Regions from separate parts of the Homo sapiens genome. Here all the other regions are linked to region 2. Evidence: chromatin contacts called from ENCODE Hi-C or POLR2A ChIA-PET data. All regions are on one chromosome and are shown on one strand. Each heading gives the region's core, a stretch centred on a gene start or an enhancer-like site at or near the end of the contact. The rest is flanking DNA. Distances are from core to core; before and after follow the strand shown.

Region 1 (3,862 bases), core at 938-3,437, 4.2 Mb before region 2:
TGAGTAACCAGACCCAGCGAGAGCAATGAATTACATAAGCACAAATGAATATGTCTGCATTTTGATAACCCTTCACCCCACCCGCAGCCAGGCACTTAGTCACTCTTTCCTCTGTGTCTCCTTAACGCTATTATACCTCTATTATAGCTCCTATCACTGCACTGGATTTATTTGTTTACGAGTCTGTCTCTCTTACTAGACTATGAGCAATTCCAAGGCAGAGTCCATGACTTATTTATCTCTGTACCTCAACCCAGTGTCTGGGTTAAGAGTGCAGGCTTTGGAGTCAGAGTGTCTGCACTCAAATCCACGTTCTGTACATTTGCGTAAGATCACTTGGGCTAGCTACTTGACTTATCTGAACCTTGGCTTCTCTCTCCTTCCGTTCTCTCTCTTTCTTACGATGCCTCACTTTCCTTTGTGCCTATAAGTGTCACACTAACAAAGCTTATTGTGAAGAATAAATGAAATAATGCTCAGCATAGTGACAGTCATGTAGTAGTGATTCAGTAATTGGTATCTATTATTATATCTATTAATATTACGATTGATTGTTGAATGAAAATTCCTTTCTTTACTATAGTTCACCTGACTGGAAAAAGCCTTTTTTAGCTTAAACTACTAAAGAACACACTTTTCCCCTACCTCTTTCCTTGTCCCCTCTGTCCCTTTGCTATTAATACCCCTCCCCAGTAACATAGTAATTAATATTCTATTTTATTTTTCTCCACTATATTTATTATCATCTGACATTCTATATGCTTATTCATTTATTGTCTAGAATGTGAGCTCTATGAAGGCAGGAGCTTCAGCTCTTTTGTGTTCATTGTGGAATCCCCATTGCCTATGGCAATGCCTAGCATGTGGAACATACTAAACAAACATTTACTGAATGAATGAGTGAATGGGCACTCACAGACACACACACACCACAACACACATAAAACATTCTCATTCTCTGCTGAAGGTGAGCCTCACTGATTGTCGTTAATGTGCGACATTCAATGTACACCATTCTTCACTTTGCCAAATGGGTAATAGAGCAGCTTTTATCTTTATTTCCCTTTCTTTCATGGCTGGGGGATAGAGGGAAAATATTTTTTAATACTGTTGTAAAAACGGAAATTCTTATTGCTTTAATGTCAAAGCCACACCTGTCAGTGGGGACATTGAATGGGAATCATTGGTGGAAGTCCTCCCTGATAAGTGAGCAAAGGGATGCTGGGGAGAGGGTAGATGAGTTCTGAGTTACTCTGTAGAAGTGGTGGTCGTTGAGAAACTTGTTTCTGTCATTTCTGCTCAAAAACTCACAATGACTACTTAGTGTTTACAGAATTAAGTTCAAACTCCTCCACTGTTCTTTCACTGGTGCCTTTTGCTCCAGCCAAACTGGATAATTGACTGTTCTTTTCCCAACTGCTGCTCCCCTCCATATACCCCCTGACACACTTACACACATATTTTTTCAACCACTTTTCCCTTCTACATAGAACCTTTAGCTTCTGTTTTCTAGGTTCCACCTGTCCTTCAAAGTGCAATAGCAACTCTGTCTAGTCATGATATTTCCTCTCATTCCTCTCATCCTCCCTCCCTAAGCCCTGAAGACAGCTGGCTGAGTTATCCTTCCTCAGATTTCTTTAAGAAATCTCACCTCCTCTTTGGGGGTGTTTACCAGCTTTTGCCTCCACTTATCTCTCTCTAGACTTGTCTGCTAAATTATCTCAACAGCCGAGACAGTTCCCTGTTTTTCTATGCATCTCAGGCTAACAGTGAGTGTTTGCGGCAGTGCTTCTGCATGGAGCTGCGTATTTCCATTTTTTTTTTTTTCAGCAGTACAAATAAACTTTAGGCCTTTTCTGATAACATGTTAAATATAAAGTATTTTTCTTATATGGTCAATACAAGTGAATTTCTTTCACCATTCATGCTGTAAAAGGCAGAATAATTAATAATGAAGGTAAATGTAGAGACAGGCTTGCATTTCTTGAGGCTACAGTGAGAAGGGATCAGTTTCTTATAGGGCTTGGCAGGGTATGTCAAGTTGGTGGACCAAAGGGGGCATCTCATTGCTGACTTTGGGAGCTTAAGACTTCACAAGTGGAAAGAAATTAGTAATTGAAATTGGGACTCAGTTGAGGATGCTGGGTAAGTGAACAGTGTTACTCAGGGTGACTTTCAGTTTCTCTTCTTCAAGGTTTCAGGTTGATGCAAGAGACTGTGATAACACTGCCCCCTTCTGTTACTCTAGATTGTTAATCCTGATGACGTCTCAAGTCGGCTTTGATGATCTTGACATGAATTTTTGATTTCTAAGAAATGCTTACTTAAGGCAGAAGAGAAAGGAAATCATATGTTCAATGTGATACACGATTTCATTCTATCAAGTTCTGCCTTTTTATAGTTTGCTTAATCATTACATTTTGTCATGAGGTTTCACTTAATTGCATTATAATGGGAGATTTTAGACCAGGGAACGAATAAAGCGAAGGATTGTAACAAAATCAATTAATTCATCTATTTATTTGTGTTCTAAGGGGTTACATGATTTCTTCTAGTTCCTAGAGCTTTCCTATTTCTTCCCTTGGAAGTTAAAGCAAGCCACTGGTTGAGGCACTGTGGCTTTTTCATTTATGACAGAACCTTTCAGATTTTAAGAGCAGTTGAAGAGCTGTGAATGCTGGTCCTTCACATATCAAAAACCAGCACCACTTTCTATGAATATCACTATTTTTGAAATGATTTATCTCAGAACTTTTGAATGTCTCTGTAACCATTTTTTTCCCTTTCCTTATCAGCCCATTTGTATGGAACTCTAAAGAAGGTGAGGCCAGATAGCAGAGAGCTTTGAATATACACCAAGGACTTTGGAGTTTATTCTATGAGCAGTGGTGAGCCAATTAAGATATCTGGGCAAATAATGGCATCTTTAGAAAGAGGACACTGTTAGCTTTGTGTCAAATGAACTGAGATGTAAAAACTTGAAAGGAGGAAGAACATTAACAGGTCCATATAGAAATACCACCACCTGTACCCCCAAAATCCTTGCTAGCTTTTCCTCATGTATTCTACTTCACTCTGGTCTGAGACATCATCATATATCACTAAATCCCTGTAAATTCTCCCCACTGATCTCCCTACAACTAATTTTGTTTCCCTGACAATCTGTTATCCCCATATCAGCCAAAGTCACCTTTTAAAAAGTAAGCAAACCAGAACATGTCACTTCTAACTTTAAATTCCCAATGACTTCCCATAACACATAGAATGAAATCTGTGGTTTGGTCCCTGCCTACTTCTCAGACCTGCACTCTCACCCTTGCTCATTGGGATCCAACTTGCTGGCTTTCTTGGTTCCTTGAACAAGCCGAGCTTAGTTTCACCTCAGACAGCTGAGCCTTTGCTGTTTCCATTCCACCTGCCTAGAGCACACTGTTCCCAGCATTTCACATAGCTGGCTCCCCTCCCCAGAGTCTCAGCCTGCAGTATCAATCCTCTTCTCCTTGCCCCAAACAAGATTTTTTAAATATTACCTATTCTATTTTATTCATAGCTCATTTCACTATATGAAATGATCTTGCTCATTTATTTGTTTATTTGTTTATGATCTGTGTGTCTGGCCTATAATGGAAGTTCCATGATGGCAAAGAGCTGGTCTACTTTATTCATTTCTGGATCCCCAACACATAGAGCTTATAGCTTAGTGTTGTGCCTGGCTCATGGCTCCATAATTATTTCTTAGTCAAATTTGGGTAAAAGGCAAAGAACAAAGGTACGACAAATGGAAGCGAAGAGAAGAGATATCTGAAAGAAGTATAGTAGAGAAAGTGGGTAGACTTAATTATTGAGTGTTGGGTGCCAATGG
Region 2 (4,228 bases), core at 1,174-3,673:
CCCATTCTACCTCCAAGTGCTCCCTGTCAAAACCCAAACACCACGGTATAAGAAACCCAAATCAGAGGGAAAGCCCAAGTGTAGGCACTCTGATAAATAGCTCCAACTGAGCATCTAGAGATCAGCCAGCCTCAACTGCCATCAATATAACATCTATTAGAGGCTGACATTAACTACAGCCCCAGTTTGATATCTGACTGTAAATGCCAGAGACTGCAAGCTAGGACTGCCCAGCCTAACCCAGTTACCCTACAGAATCAGGGCAGATAAAATTTTTAGCCACTAAATTCTGGAGTGACTTGTTACGTAGGTACCATAATGTCTATTTTAAAGAAACCTGAACCTTAGAGCTGAAGTGATTGCCCATTGTCTCTCTGCCAGTAAGCAGAGGAACTCACAGTTAACCAAGTCTTTCTGGTTCTAAAGCCTGCATTGCTGACTACTAAATACACAACTTCTCAGTCAAAACAGCTACAATAGTTTTTTTTTTTCCTTTTTACCTTCAAAAAAAATCCTGTATTTGAATTCATAGTGGAGTTCTGCCATATACGCCAAGTCTAAGGGTAGTTAAGAATAGCCTTGATATGCATAGCACCTTCTGCAGTTGTGCACTGAACAGGCTCCATAGCCATATGAACCTGTCCTGAGCAAACTCCAACCACTATCCCTGACCAAAACTTCTCTTGAGTATTAGTCATCATTTTAACAAAGGGATTATCTGTTGTTTAGGTACCTAAGGAATTTCAAGGAAGAACACGGGCTGATACTAGAACTCATGGAAGAATGAAAAGAGATACTTTAGAATTTAATTAAAAAGTGGGGATTGAAAATTAAAACAACACAGCGGTTTAAGGTCATTTACTGTAGGGCAAACTTTCCTGCAGCGCTCAGGGACCCCATGATGGTGCCACTGTACAGGAGAAATACTAACTCAGGACCTTTTTAATGAAAACCTGTAACATCAAGGTACAAATAAATCCTAGAGATGAAGGGATACATATAACATGCTCTACCTGAAAATGTTAAAACTAGTTTTGATATCTTATTATATATAACACTCATAGCAGTGAGAAAATATCTTTAACATTTATTACAATGATTTGTGGTAGGAAATTTTCTAAACTTGAGGTAGGAAACCTTTCTTACTCATGAGTATTCATTTCAGGTCCCACTACAGTGCTTTTTACAAAAGGAGGAATGCTAATAAAATGAAAATCATATTCCATTGAATTAAAAATTCAGGCCAATTGTGCTGAAATAAATCTTACTGAATGCCTTCTAAATATGCCATGCCCTGCACTAGAAACTTTCGTAATTCCTATTTATTCTTCAGAATAACCTGGGAAACAGAAAAAGCTAAAGTCTGTTTCCTTTATTAAAGTTTGAATATGAAGAAACCGACAGAAGCAAATAGCATAAAAATTCATTTTTGTCTTCAATTACAGGAAGAATGTAACATGAAAGCTGAGATTACAATGAATAGTACATGAATATGATGAGGTTTTGTTTTGTTTGTCCTACCAGAGCTCCAAATAAAAACACAGATATATGGTTTGACATACGGAATGGGATAGCTAAAACTGTGACTGCCTAAGACAAGCTGAAACCTAAGGTGCCGAACCATATTGGGGAAAGAGGGGAAAAACCAGTAGGTCTGCTATCAATCAAGAAAAGAATAAGAAGAAATGGGATTCCCAAGCCTTCTTCAGCTTTTTCTTCTCCAGCAGAATAGCCTAGTCAATGCTACGTCTTGTCAAATTGTGTCTCACATGGCTTTAATGCACACTAACTTTCCTAAGAAGTATTTGTATCTATTTAAATCTAGGGATTTTAGCCCATATTAATTACATGTATATTAGGGCAAGAACACAGGATGTAAAAGGTAAAAATCTGAATTTCAGTCCATCTGCGAGACATTGTGAAAATCAATTACACTCTCTGAAGACAATTCCTTATCCATTAAACAACAGAAAAGGTGATTAAGTTGATCCTTGCCTACATGTCAGAGTCGTGTAGAGTTTTTAATGACACTCATGTGAAATTCCTTTGGACTGTAAAATACTATTACTTACGTGCAAAGATAATGTCCCGAAATCACAGAAGGGATGACTTAACATTAACATCTTTAACTGCGCCCCCGTCCTTCCTCTCAAAAAAAAAAAGTTCTCTATTTTTAGTTGAATGATTCTGGGAAAATCTCTATTGGAACCTATCGACTTCGCAAATGACAAAGGCGAGGTCCAGAGACTTATCCAAGACCCCAGAGTACCAGTGGAAATCAAGACCAAACCACACGGTGGAGACTGGTTCCGACGTATCAGACTCAGTGCTTCCGGCATGGCGCTTTAGTGTCAGGTGAAAGAACAGCAACCCGCCCCGCTTCTCCACCCCTGACAAGCCTTCCGAAATGCCACGCTGAACATGGCTGCCGCGCTTCGATGCTTCTTCACACACACAATATGGACACGGGTTTGAGGCTCCAGCCCCGGATGACAACACTCCGGAAATATGCGAGCGGCGGCGGAAGCGGAAGTGCCTCAGCGGTAGGGGCCGGGGAAGTGTCTGTAGCGTCCCTCCCTCTCAACCACAATAACAGGCGGAGGGTCGGCGTAGGTGAGGCGGCGGCTGAGTGGGCCTGGGGACCGGGAGCGGGGTGGCAAAGCCCGGAGTGCGTGCGGCAGGGCTGAGGTAGCTGGGTGGGGATTCTGGAACTTCCGACCGCTTAAGCTCGGCCTCTGGCCCCCTTGGGGCCTAGAGCTCCTTGAGAGATCAGGGGTTGAATTTGTAGTTCCTGGCCTTCTAGGCCGTGCTTGCGGGGGTTGCCTGCTTGTCTGAACCTGGCCCCAAAATCCAGCATAAAGAACTCTCTCTGGGCCCCAGTTTCCTCAATGAAATGGGTGAGGGTGTTGGACTGGACAGCTTCTGTGACTGTCTCCCACCCCGGGCGTCACGAATTTCATGATTTTAATGTTAAGTCGGTGTTTCGGCCAGTAAAGTGAAGGAGGTCTGTGTTCAGCGTAGTGAGGAGATGTCCCTGAGCAGGAAGCAGTGAACACATCTTTGGCTGCCACGCCTGAGTATCAGGAGCCCTGAATTCTAGTTTCACCCCTTCCACCTACACACCGTGTGACCTTGTCTAGGTCCATTAGCTTTTCTGTGCTGCAGTTTGCTTATCTGTGTTGGATGCCTTTGATGTCCGTGCCCTAGCTGTGGAAATCAGATTCTTAACTCCCTTTTCATGGAGTCTTTACAGACCTGAAAAGCATATTCTCCCTGCACTCTGCACACCCAGAATTTGACTAAGAGATGTCTACCGTGTTTCTTTGCAGACACCAAGCTGGCCAAGGGCAACTGGTCACTTAGGAAGGTTCCTGTGCAATGAGAAGCTCTGTCCAGAAAACTTTGTTTTATACACCTAAACCAGCAGTGTAAATCACTACAAAGTGAAAAACAGGAGACCTTGATTTTTGTTCCAAAGTTGCTATTAACTTGATGGTTTACTTTGGCCAAATCCCTTCCTCTCTCTGAACTTGAGATTTTTTTATCTGCTAAAGGAAGACGTTGGATTAGGTCACTGGTTTTTAATCCCCTTTCCCATTCCCCCAGCACAAGTGAAGGATAAAATAATAGTTCTATAAAGCCATGATTTTCCCAGGGAAGGAGGAGGTCCAGTCTGGAGGGTATGTATTACATAGGCATAGACTGAAAAAAATCCGCTTGTAATTTTTAACTTTCATTTTGAGAATTAACATTTTAGATTATCTGTAAGCCTTCTTTCCCCTCTTTAAAATATGTGATGCTGTAATTCTGATGTCCTCCTTGGGTAAAGAATGTAGAGTTTTGTGTGCCTCTTTGTTTAAATGGCTGTGTGCCCAGAGGTACACACTTTATATTTAGTCAAACAGATACTAATGCATAGCAGAGGAGAAAAAGGGACAACTAGATTCCAGTAAGATAGGGTGATATAGTGAAGTAAAATTGGTGGTATACTAAAATGAAATAAGGTGGTATAGTGAAATAAAATTAAAAAGGAGTTGAAGACCTGTATCCCTGCTTCACACTGGTACATCCTGCCTCTGTGACTTTGGACAAGCCATCTAACATCTCTAGGCCTCACTTTCCTTATCTGTAAAACGAAGGGTTGAGCTGGATGATTCCTAGGCCTTTTTCAGCACCATCATCCTGTTGGGGGGTTTTTGTTTTGTTTTGTTTGTGTGTGGTTTTTATC
Region 3 (4,299 bases), core at 1,427-3,926, 3.4 Mb after region 2:
TTTTTGAGACTGAGTCTCACAGTGTCACCCAGGCTGCAGTGCAGTGGCACGATCTCAGCTCACTGCAACCTCCGCCTCCTGGGTTCAAGCGATTCTCCTGCCTCAGACTCCCGAGTAGCTGGGACTACAGGCGTCCGCCACCATGCCCGGCTAATTTTTTTGTATATTTAGTAGAGACGGGGTTTCACCATGTTGGCCAGGCTGGTCTCAAAGTCCTGACTTTGTGATCTGCCTGCCTTAGCCTCCCAAAGTGCTGGGATTACAGGCATTACCCGCCGCACCTGGCCTATTATTATCCCTTCTTGACAGATGAGGAAACTGAGATTTAGGGGTTAGTTCACACACTCACGGTGATTCGGCTGAGTAGGGCCTGAATTGAACATAGTCAGCCTCTAAAACCTCAATGCTTAACCACTGAGATCTTGTTAAAATGGGATTGAAAGCTGCCTGCCTATAGTTTTCTCTTCTCTTCTCTTCTTTCTTTCTTTCTTTTCTTTCTCTCTCCTTCCTTCCTTTTTTTTTTTTCTTTTGAGACAGGGTTTCACTTTCACTCTGTCACCCAAGCTGGAATGCAGTGGCACGATCACGGCTCACTGCAGCCTCAACCTCCCAGGCTCCAGCAATCCTCCCACTTCAGCCTCCCAAGTAGCTGGGACTATAGGCACGGGCCACCACGTCTGGCTAATTTTTTGTATTTTTTGTAGAGCCAGGGTTTCATCATGTTGCCAAAGTTGGTCTCAAGCTCCTGCATTAAAGTGATCTGCCCGCCTGGGCCTCCCAAAGTGCTGGGATTACAGGCGTGAGCCACCATGCCCGGCCTCACCTGCCTATAGCTCTAGCCCACCTGTCCTACGTCTACACAGGAGCTACCATTTCTTGGGGACTAGATATATCAGTGGCTGTGTGACATATTTTACTGGCATTTTTCCAGTTAATACTAACAACAGTCCTGTGAGGTCAAAGTTTTTGTCCCTATCTTACAGATGAGGAAATCAAGGCAGTGAGATAAAGCAACTTGCCTGAGGTCACCCAGTTGGCAAGCTGGGGCACAGATTTTCAGAGGTTTCTGGGATTCCAAACCCTGTGCTCTCGGGCATTTGTCTGAGAAAACTCTCAGGTAACACACTCTTCCCCTTCCAGTATGTGTATATAGATATATTTTTTTCTTCCCTTTCCAGTTTTGAGGAAATCCCTTGACTAACACCCTCTTTCCTTCAGCTGTTATCTTGTGGTACATGGTGCCAAGTGCCCTCCTCATTCCCATCATCTGCTCCAGAGGGTTTTTTGTCAAAATCCCCAGAAGATACAGAATACAGTGATGATCAAGCTAGCCTTTTCCTCATTGCCACCCCCCACAAAAAATCCTGGTGGCCTTCACTCCCCAAGCCCCAGGGCAATTAATACTGTCTTCTACCATTGCCACAGGCTGACTTGCCCAACTGGTAGGGCTGATTCTATCAGATTCCTTATCCATACTTTGTTGTTGGAGGATTTGTCTCAAGGCACCTGGCAAGACCCACAGGAAATGACACCTGAGATGTCAGTGGCTCTGCCCAGGAGGCCTCAGGCTCACCTGCCAGCTCCCTAAAGACAGGATGCAAAGACACATGGCAACTGTGGGATACCTCTGGGTATCCACCTGGCCCAGAGCCATGAATTAGGCACCCTGAAGAAAATGCTAAACACCACATGACCCTAACCAAGATGCAACTGAGATCAGAGCATCTTCCCAAGCCGGTGTGACTGCTTTTGCCTGGCACCTCCCATGTGGTCAGGCCTGGAGAGATGGGGAGCCTAAGGATAAGGAGCTGAATCCTGGCTCTGCCAACTTCAACACGACCTGGAATAAGTTACTGGGCTTTTTATATTTTTATCTGCCAAAGGCCTCAATTCTTTATATAAAAAACGAGGCCACGAGCAACAATATATGTGATAAGACTGAGTGATCTGCAAAGGCAGGCTAAGACTGACTTCCCAGACACAGCCACTGAGCAACTGGTGACTGTGCGGGGGGGTTCCTGAACCTCTCTGGGGCTCATGGGTTCAGGCTGAGAAAGTGTCTCCATTCAGTGTCGCCCAGAGTTGATCTGAAAAGTAGGCCAGAGTGGGCAGGGAAATTAAGAAAAGCATGAACCTCTGAAAACCTGCCCGGTCCGTGAGGAAATAACCGGGTCCACTCCCTTGTCCAGAGCCTCCCCACCGCCCTCCTTCAGGCCAGCTCCGCGGGCAGGGCAGCCAGGAGGAAGGCTCAGGGACTAGGCGTCTCAGTTCCCGCTGGCCACCAACTCCCCCATCCCCTGCCCCCTCTCTGGTTCTGTTTCTCTGTGTACGCAGGGAAGGTGTGGGCTTGTCGCCCCTGGAGGCCTTCCAGCTCCGACGTTTTGAAGCCTGGCTCCCAGATTAAACTCCCTTCGGATCCCATTTTCTGAAGGGTCGCAAAAGCTGGGGGCTGGGTGGGGTAAGCTAGGGGACAACAGCGGCTCCGGCCGCCGCCTGAGCCCTTCAAGATCAGCATCCGGTCAAGCGGCTGTGCAGCCGAGAAGCAACCCGGGACTGCAAGTCTGCGTGGCGGGGACGGCGCAACCACTCACCGGCATGACTGAGGCAGCGGCGGTGTGGCGGCGGTGTGGCGGCGGTGTCAGCAGCGCCTCTCTGGATTCGGAGGGCGGGTTCGGCTGCGCTTCCGAGAGTGCGCACTAGAGGCCTGGTCCCGGAGGCCCCTCCCACTCCGGGCCCGGCCGCGAGGGAGGCTCCGCCCCCTCCAGTCCTGATCCCTGCCGGCCGCGCCGCCTCCTTTCTGCGGGCCGGGCCCGTGGTCACCCGGCCTGGACGGAGAGAGGAGGTGAGAGGGGCGCTGCGTTGGCCTCCATCGACTGTCGGCCTTTTTCAGAACGCCTACTTCGGGTCAAGCTTGTGTTAGGGAATGCCAGAGAAGGGCACCGCCTTGAACAGGACATCATCCATCCATCCCTAAAAGGACAGTTTCACTCATTTATTCACCGAGTCAATTTTTATTAAGCGCCAGCCAACGAGGACGCAGCGGTGGAAGAGCAGCAGCAGGAGGCTGCGAAGGACGCAGGCAGTGATAGTGCAGGGTTAGCAGAGCTGTTGTGACAGAGGAGGAAGGGCCCTGACTGCAGTGGGGTGGGGGCGGTTGTGGAAGAGAGGCGGCCTGGGGAGAAGGCAATAATCTGGACCTCGGTTAGCCTTTATCGCCCTGTTACAGGCTTTGTCTCTAAATACAGTCGCATTGGGGGTTAGGGTATCAACATAGGAATTTGCGGGGACACAATTCATGTCCATGTCAGAGTTCAGTCCCTAGCAGAGCCATACTGACTAGAGTTTTAATCTCAGCCCTATCATTTATTAGCCATGTGACCCTGGGCAGATGAACTTACCTCTCTAAGCCTCAATATCCTCACGTATAAGATGGGGACAGTTAAGGTCACTATACAATTTTTTATCTGAACCTTTTGCTAGAGAAAGGAGATGCTATTAATAATTTTGCCAGGACAACAGGCAAACACCATGACTGTTTCAGGCAAACAACGACACATGGTTCCCTCCAAGAAACCTACTTTGCAGTATTGTTGGAATACATGTAATGTGTGCAAACTTCTTAATACATTGCTTGGCACATGGTAGGCACCAAAAATATATATAAGTATTCTCTAATTGCTAGGCCCTCTGTTGGCCTCCCTGGCACTGGGTCTTCCGCTGCTCACAAAATACCCCTTAACCATTCATCCCCTACCCAACCTGCCAGGAATTCCCTAAAGATGGAAGGGAAGGGGGCGAGGAGGAGAGGGAAAGAGGGTACTGGCACATTAGGTCCTGTACGGGCAAGGCTTAGCATCTTGGTAGTCCTGGGTACAACTGTGCCCTGGGGCTAGGGATAGCTAGATTGCCATGAGGGAAGGCGGAGAGTGGACATGAGGGAAGGAAATCCTTCCCAAAGCAACAGTACACAGGGCGAACCACCCACGGCATGTTTTAGAGAATTAGGGGTATGGGTTGGGGGGATGGCTAAGCCTAGAGACAGCAATTTAAAGAGAAGACAGCTTTATAAAGATCTGTTAAAGATCACAAATAAAGACCTATTAAAGAGGAGAAGAAAATATGCCAGACTGTAGTTCCTGCATAAATATATACATACATTCCGTGTATTTACATTAAAATAAGCATGAAATGAACCACAGCCAATGTTACTAGAAGTTATCTTGGATAAGTGTAGGATTTGCAGGTGGAATCCCAATGTACCTACTGTTTAATTTTCAAATAACACAAAGTAGCGTACAG
Region 4 (4,328 bases), core at 1,761-4,260, 4.2 Mb before region 2:
TTTGTTTTTGTTTTTTTGGTGAATGGATCTATGAATGATACTTGTGAAACACCTATAGAGGAAACCAAAAAATGTTAAAGCTGACTTCATTATGGCAAATGCAGAACTGTGTACTAATAACAAGTCAAGTTAAAAACATAAAGACAATGCAAGTAATATGCTATTTGCACCTAGATTTTCACCAATGGAGAGCTAAAAGTTATTAGCGGATCTTTGTTACTAAATTAGCAAATCAAACAAAATATTATTTGGTTAACGGAGATGGACATTTAAAATGTCATTAGATTGCAGATCTACTTGAAGGTACGCACAGAAGAGTCCAGTTTTTACAAAATAAATCTCAGAAACTCAAATTTATTACTGTTAATACATTAGGCTTCTTGTTTTCCCAGGCATCATCTATAAACCCAAGTTTATAGCAATAATGGTTATATAATCACCCAGAATAAAACTTCATCACTAGTACTGAAGCAATGCTTACTGGTACATGATTTGGTTGGAATGAAACTGTGAGAACAGTTGGCAACAGGTGCTAACCAGCAACAAGTTGTTTAGAATATCTAAATTGCTGTGTGGAGAACTGAAATGACTGTTAAAGGGAATGAGACTGTAAGTCACACCTTTTAAGTGATGCAAACGTGGACAGGACAGAAAAGAAAAGAAAAGCAGAGGCAGATAAATCTCGTAGGCTGCAATCTAAATGGAATAGCTCTGTTGAGTTCTAATCATAAAAACCATTCGGATAAAAACAGGCCTGCATAGAGAGACAGGTTCTCCGAAGCTGTGTTGCTGCTTTAGGCAAGGATTTATTAGATGGACTCTGGCTCTCCTATACACAGAGCAATCACCAAAAATACATATTTAGGTAAATAAATGAATGGAAATACCTCAATACAAATTTTCCAACTCTGCCCATTAATTTATCAAAAGAGATAAATCCTCATTGGTATGTAATTAAGTAACAGAAAAGAGAAATGAATCACGGGGTATTTTGACATGCTCACTCCCATTGTTCAAATGTGTTAAGTTTTAGAGGGGAAAACAAAGCCTTAAAATATACCAAATTAAGCAGACTCAAAGAGACTATATGTTTTAGAAAGGATAGCCTAACCAAGACAGACACTATTACAGAGCCACAGTGAATTTGAATTTTGTTTTGTTTTTTAAATTCTTGGGCACTCTAATCCAAACACATTCCTGTATTGCATGTTTCTCACAAACTGACAGATACATAACCTTCCCCTGCCCTCATCGTGGAACAGTCTTTATGAGGTTTCAAATTCGGGATCCATGATGAACATCATTTAACACATGAATTGTCTGAAGTTATATATGCACATTTATTTGGGTGTTTGAGTGAATGCATGTATTTATGGGAAAGAGGCCCAGTTGTAATAGGATTCTCAAAGAGATCCAGAACCATCTAAAAAAGTTTAAGCAATCCTAGTATAGGAAGCTCCTTTATTTGACAGGAAGCTGATAAGATTATCTCTAGGGTCCTAAGAAACTAAGGAGATGATGTTTTAGGTGAGATTGCTAGAAAGCCTTCAGTTCATGTATTTTTGTCACAAACACCAGGTACTATAAAAAGATCATTTAAAAAAAAATGTTCAGAGGCTAACGGCTTTGAGTCAACCTCCTCAGTATGCAACTTATAACACGTGTGGCACTGACCATAAGGGTTTGAGAAGGAGGAGTAATAAAAATGATTATCAACTGCTGTATGAAAATCGCCTGATGATTCGTAATAAGGAGCTTACATCATTAAATAATGTCACTAAGCACTTTCAATTAGCACTGATAAAAGTCTCAGAGTTGGACTGATTTAACTACTAACAAAATACTTTAATTTTTCACTGGTCCTATGAACTAACAGCCTATCTCCTAGGTACCTGAAGCTCCCATCATCTTCTAAATACAGAAATACTGTTACTAGAAAACAGTTCTTCAAACAAGCTACTTTTCCATTCATGGTACACCTGAAGAGTTTGCAGAAGACACTCAACTCTTAAATAGAACAATACCTTCGAAGCCAAGCCAGTGTCACATATCTCTCTAGAGGAAGAAGATTATGCATGAAAGATCATACTCCTGATAAAGGACATGTTCACATATTGTTTTAGGCAGAACCAAATATTCTAAATATGTGTTTTCACTGCAATGTAGACTAAATTAATTGCCAAAGATGAAAAGTTACTTGCTATAGGGTCCTCCACTTCCTCCATAATCATAGGACTGCTGTGACTGATCATCGATGCTGTAACTTGTCTGGTAGAAATCCGTGTTTAAGTTTTCAAAGCCTGACATTGCAAATAATCTGTAATAAAAGAGAAATGGCAAATATTCCTTATGCCCAAGGTTCTACTGAATTCGTTCCTGGCAGTCTGCTTAAGCAAATAGAAACACAACAAATATTTTTTCAGTAATTCGGAGAGGGGATGGGGGCGGAAAGTACGCAGCATTTGAACGACGGTAGCGGAGAGAGAGTAAGAAAATGTATATTCTTTTAAGTTGCGGCCCAGTAAGACAACTCCACCTTAAAGAGCTGATATGCCTTCCATTAGGGGCGAGGTCGTGGGAGTTGTGGTTCCATAAGCGGTCTAAAATATCAATAACAACAAAGATGATTTTTCACCTTAGGACTGGGCTTTACAGCTGACAAGGCGACTGCTTCCTTGCAAAATAAGGCCTGCGGCCTGCCAGGAAAAAGTGCAGAATCTGGAAGGTCGCGCCTGAGGTGCAGGGGACCGCGTCAGGGCAAGGGCTTGAATGAGAGCGAGGGTCTGAGCGAAAGGACCAGGGCGCGGCGCCGAAAGACGGCAACAAGCCCATTTGCACGGGTGTGGAGAGAAGCTGAACACTGTGCCACGGGCCTGGGTCACTCACCAAACTCTGAGGCTGCGCTGGCGGCAAAGGCAGTAGCTTCACTAATCCCAAACAACCCCCAAACTCTGTTTCAGACCCTGAACCAGCCCCGTTGCTACGTGTCACAGGGCCAAAGAACGGCTTCCGGGGCACGCCCGCTCGCGCAGGCGTGTTAGCAGGTTGGGCACCGGTGGGCGGGAGGAGGAGACACGAGTATGGAGCTTGCGCAGTATCTACCCAACCTGCGGCTGGCCCGTGCCAAAGAGGAAAGTGCTTCCGGCAGCCTGGTTAGGGGTGGAACCAGGAAAGCGCAGGCGTAGCAATTGCTGCTTACTCGTAGGTAGGAGGAGGAGTTTCTCAGACCTAGGTGATGGAGGAAGACTGGGAGGCGCTAAAATGAGACAGACGGAGTCCCCTCTCCTGTCCACAAACTACAATGCCTACAATGCCTCGGTGTCAGCATTTACTGTGATTCAAGCACTGTGCTAAAGTGTTTGTATGTATTATTTAATCTTTACAACCTAATGAGATGGTTACCCTATTTCCCTTTTGTAAGTGAAGCTATTAAGTATTCATTCATTCTGTGCTAGCTGCTGGGGATACTGTGGTAAATATAAGCTAGGTGACATCTACCCACCTGGAGTTGGTGGTGGAGAGGGGTAATCGAACACATACAAATGCATGTGAAATTGCTACTAATATTCTTTAGTGTTCCATAATTCTTTGAAAGAGTAACATTCATCTGGGAAGAAGAGTCTGTAAAGCCACTATAAGAGGGTTATCAAAGGGTGAGTGGGAGTTAGAGAAGACCAGAAAAGAGAAGAAAGGGCAACGGGAAAGGAGGATAAGGGAAAATAGCCTGAATATTTTAGGCAAAGAGAACAATGTGTGCAAGATCTGGGAAGCATGGTCTGAGGAAAGATGAAAATCGAGCTCTGAACTTCAGCATTATTAACATTTTGAGTCAGGATGTTTCTTTATTGGGGGCTGCCCTGTGCATGATGCTTAGCAGTAGCATCCCTAATCTCTAGCCATTAGATGCCAGTACTCCCCCCAACCAACCACCACCACCATCACCACCAAGTTGTGACAGCTAAAAATCTCTCCAGACATTGCCAAATCCAAATGTCCTTGGGGGCGGTGGGGGCAACATTAGCTGAATTTGTCAACCACTCTTCTAAGTGGAACCTGAGTGACTGGAACAGCAAGTGAGGGGAGCCACATAGGAGTTGAGGCTGGAATAACAGGAAGGGGCCAGGAAATATCCTGTGGGATTTGTGTGTTGGTTCTAAAAGAAGTGAAGATTGTGAACTGATGAGTGATGTTTAAATTGTTTTCTTTTGAAAATGATTGCTTTGGCTCCTGTGTTAAATCACTTTCCCAAGATGGTGGAATCCCGAATATTGTGACTCGAAATAAGATGCTATTAACTAATGAGCAGAACTTTCTTCAGGGTTTATAGC

The links. A loop is a pair of places that touch in the nucleus more often than their neighbours do. ChIA-PET counts read pairs that join two places held with the same protein, here RNA polymerase II (POLR2A). Pooled maps may share reads with other maps.
Region 1: a loop to region 2 is called in a map of naive thymus-derived CD4-positive, alpha-beta T cell, with 15 times the contacts of the local background. The contact joins the enhancer-like site here to the promoter of FBXO38-DT in region 2. A Hi-C loop is called at or near these places in 2 of 168 maps with a recorded cell type or tissue (both naive thymus-derived CD4-positive, alpha-beta T cell) and 9 of 50 pooled maps. POLR2A ChIA-PET finds 5 or more read pairs at or near these places in 1 of 52 experiments (GM12878).
Region 3: a loop to region 2 is called in a pooled map, with 7 times the contacts of the local background. The contact joins the promoter of ATOX1 here to the promoter of FBXO38-DT in region 2. A Hi-C loop is called at or near these places in 6 of 50 pooled maps. POLR2A ChIA-PET finds 5 or more read pairs at or near these places in 2 of 52 experiments (T-cell and activated naive CD8-positive, alpha-beta T cell).
Region 4: a loop to region 2 is called in a map of B cell, with 19 times the contacts of the local background. The contact joins the promoter of YIPF5 here to the promoter of FBXO38-DT in region 2. A Hi-C loop is called at or near these places in 5 of 168 maps with a recorded cell type or tissue (B cell, CD4-positive, alpha-beta memory T cell, CD8-positive, alpha-beta T cell and 1 more) and 11 of 50 pooled maps.

What each region holds. Positions count from the first base shown.
Region 1 is chr5:144,190,009-144,193,870 of GRCh38, forward strand. The region is part of intron 2 of KCTD16 (potassium channel tetramerization domain containing 16); the gene reads left to right. Among named protein-coding and RNA genes, the nearest start is that of KCTD16, 21 kb to the left of the region's middle. Within about 2 kb of position 2,188, at least 3 of the 41 ENCODE cell types and tissues checked have a DNase peak (open chromatin) inside an H3K27ac peak, as active enhancers do; they include GM12878, where a contact is called at or near this core.
Region 2 is chr5:148,381,427-148,385,654 of GRCh38, forward strand. It overlaps FBXO38-DT (FBXO38 divergent transcript), which reads right to left and starts at 2,424. Exons shown (of 5, transcript NR_105057.1): 1 at 2,073-2,424. FBXO38 (F-box protein 38) reads left to right here and starts at 2,532. Exons shown (of 22, transcript NM_205836.3): 1 at 2,532-2,613. RefSeq lists an enhancer at 2,309-2,508.
Region 3 is chr5:151,755,955-151,760,253 of GRCh38, forward strand. ATOX1 (antioxidant 1 copper chaperone) reads right to left here and starts at 2,677. Exons shown (of 4, transcript NM_004045.4): 1 at 2,592-2,677. The coding sequence starts at 2,597. ATOX1-AS1 (ATOX1 antisense RNA 1) reads left to right here. Exons shown (of 4, transcript XR_007059008.1): 3 at 984-1,117; 4 at 2,335-2,406. RefSeq lists an enhancer at 1,716-1,845 and a silencer at 2,616-2,865.
Region 4 is chr5:144,167,649-144,171,976 of GRCh38, forward strand. It overlaps YIPF5 (Yip1 domain family member 5), which reads right to left and starts at 3,011. Exons shown (of 6, transcript NM_030799.9): 1 at 2,887-3,011; 2 at 2,198-2,317. The coding sequence starts at 2,307. It overlaps KCTD16 (potassium channel tetramerization domain containing 16), which reads left to right and starts at 3,225. Exons shown (of 4, transcript NM_020768.4): 1 at 3,225-3,361. RefSeq lists an enhancer at 2,873-3,152.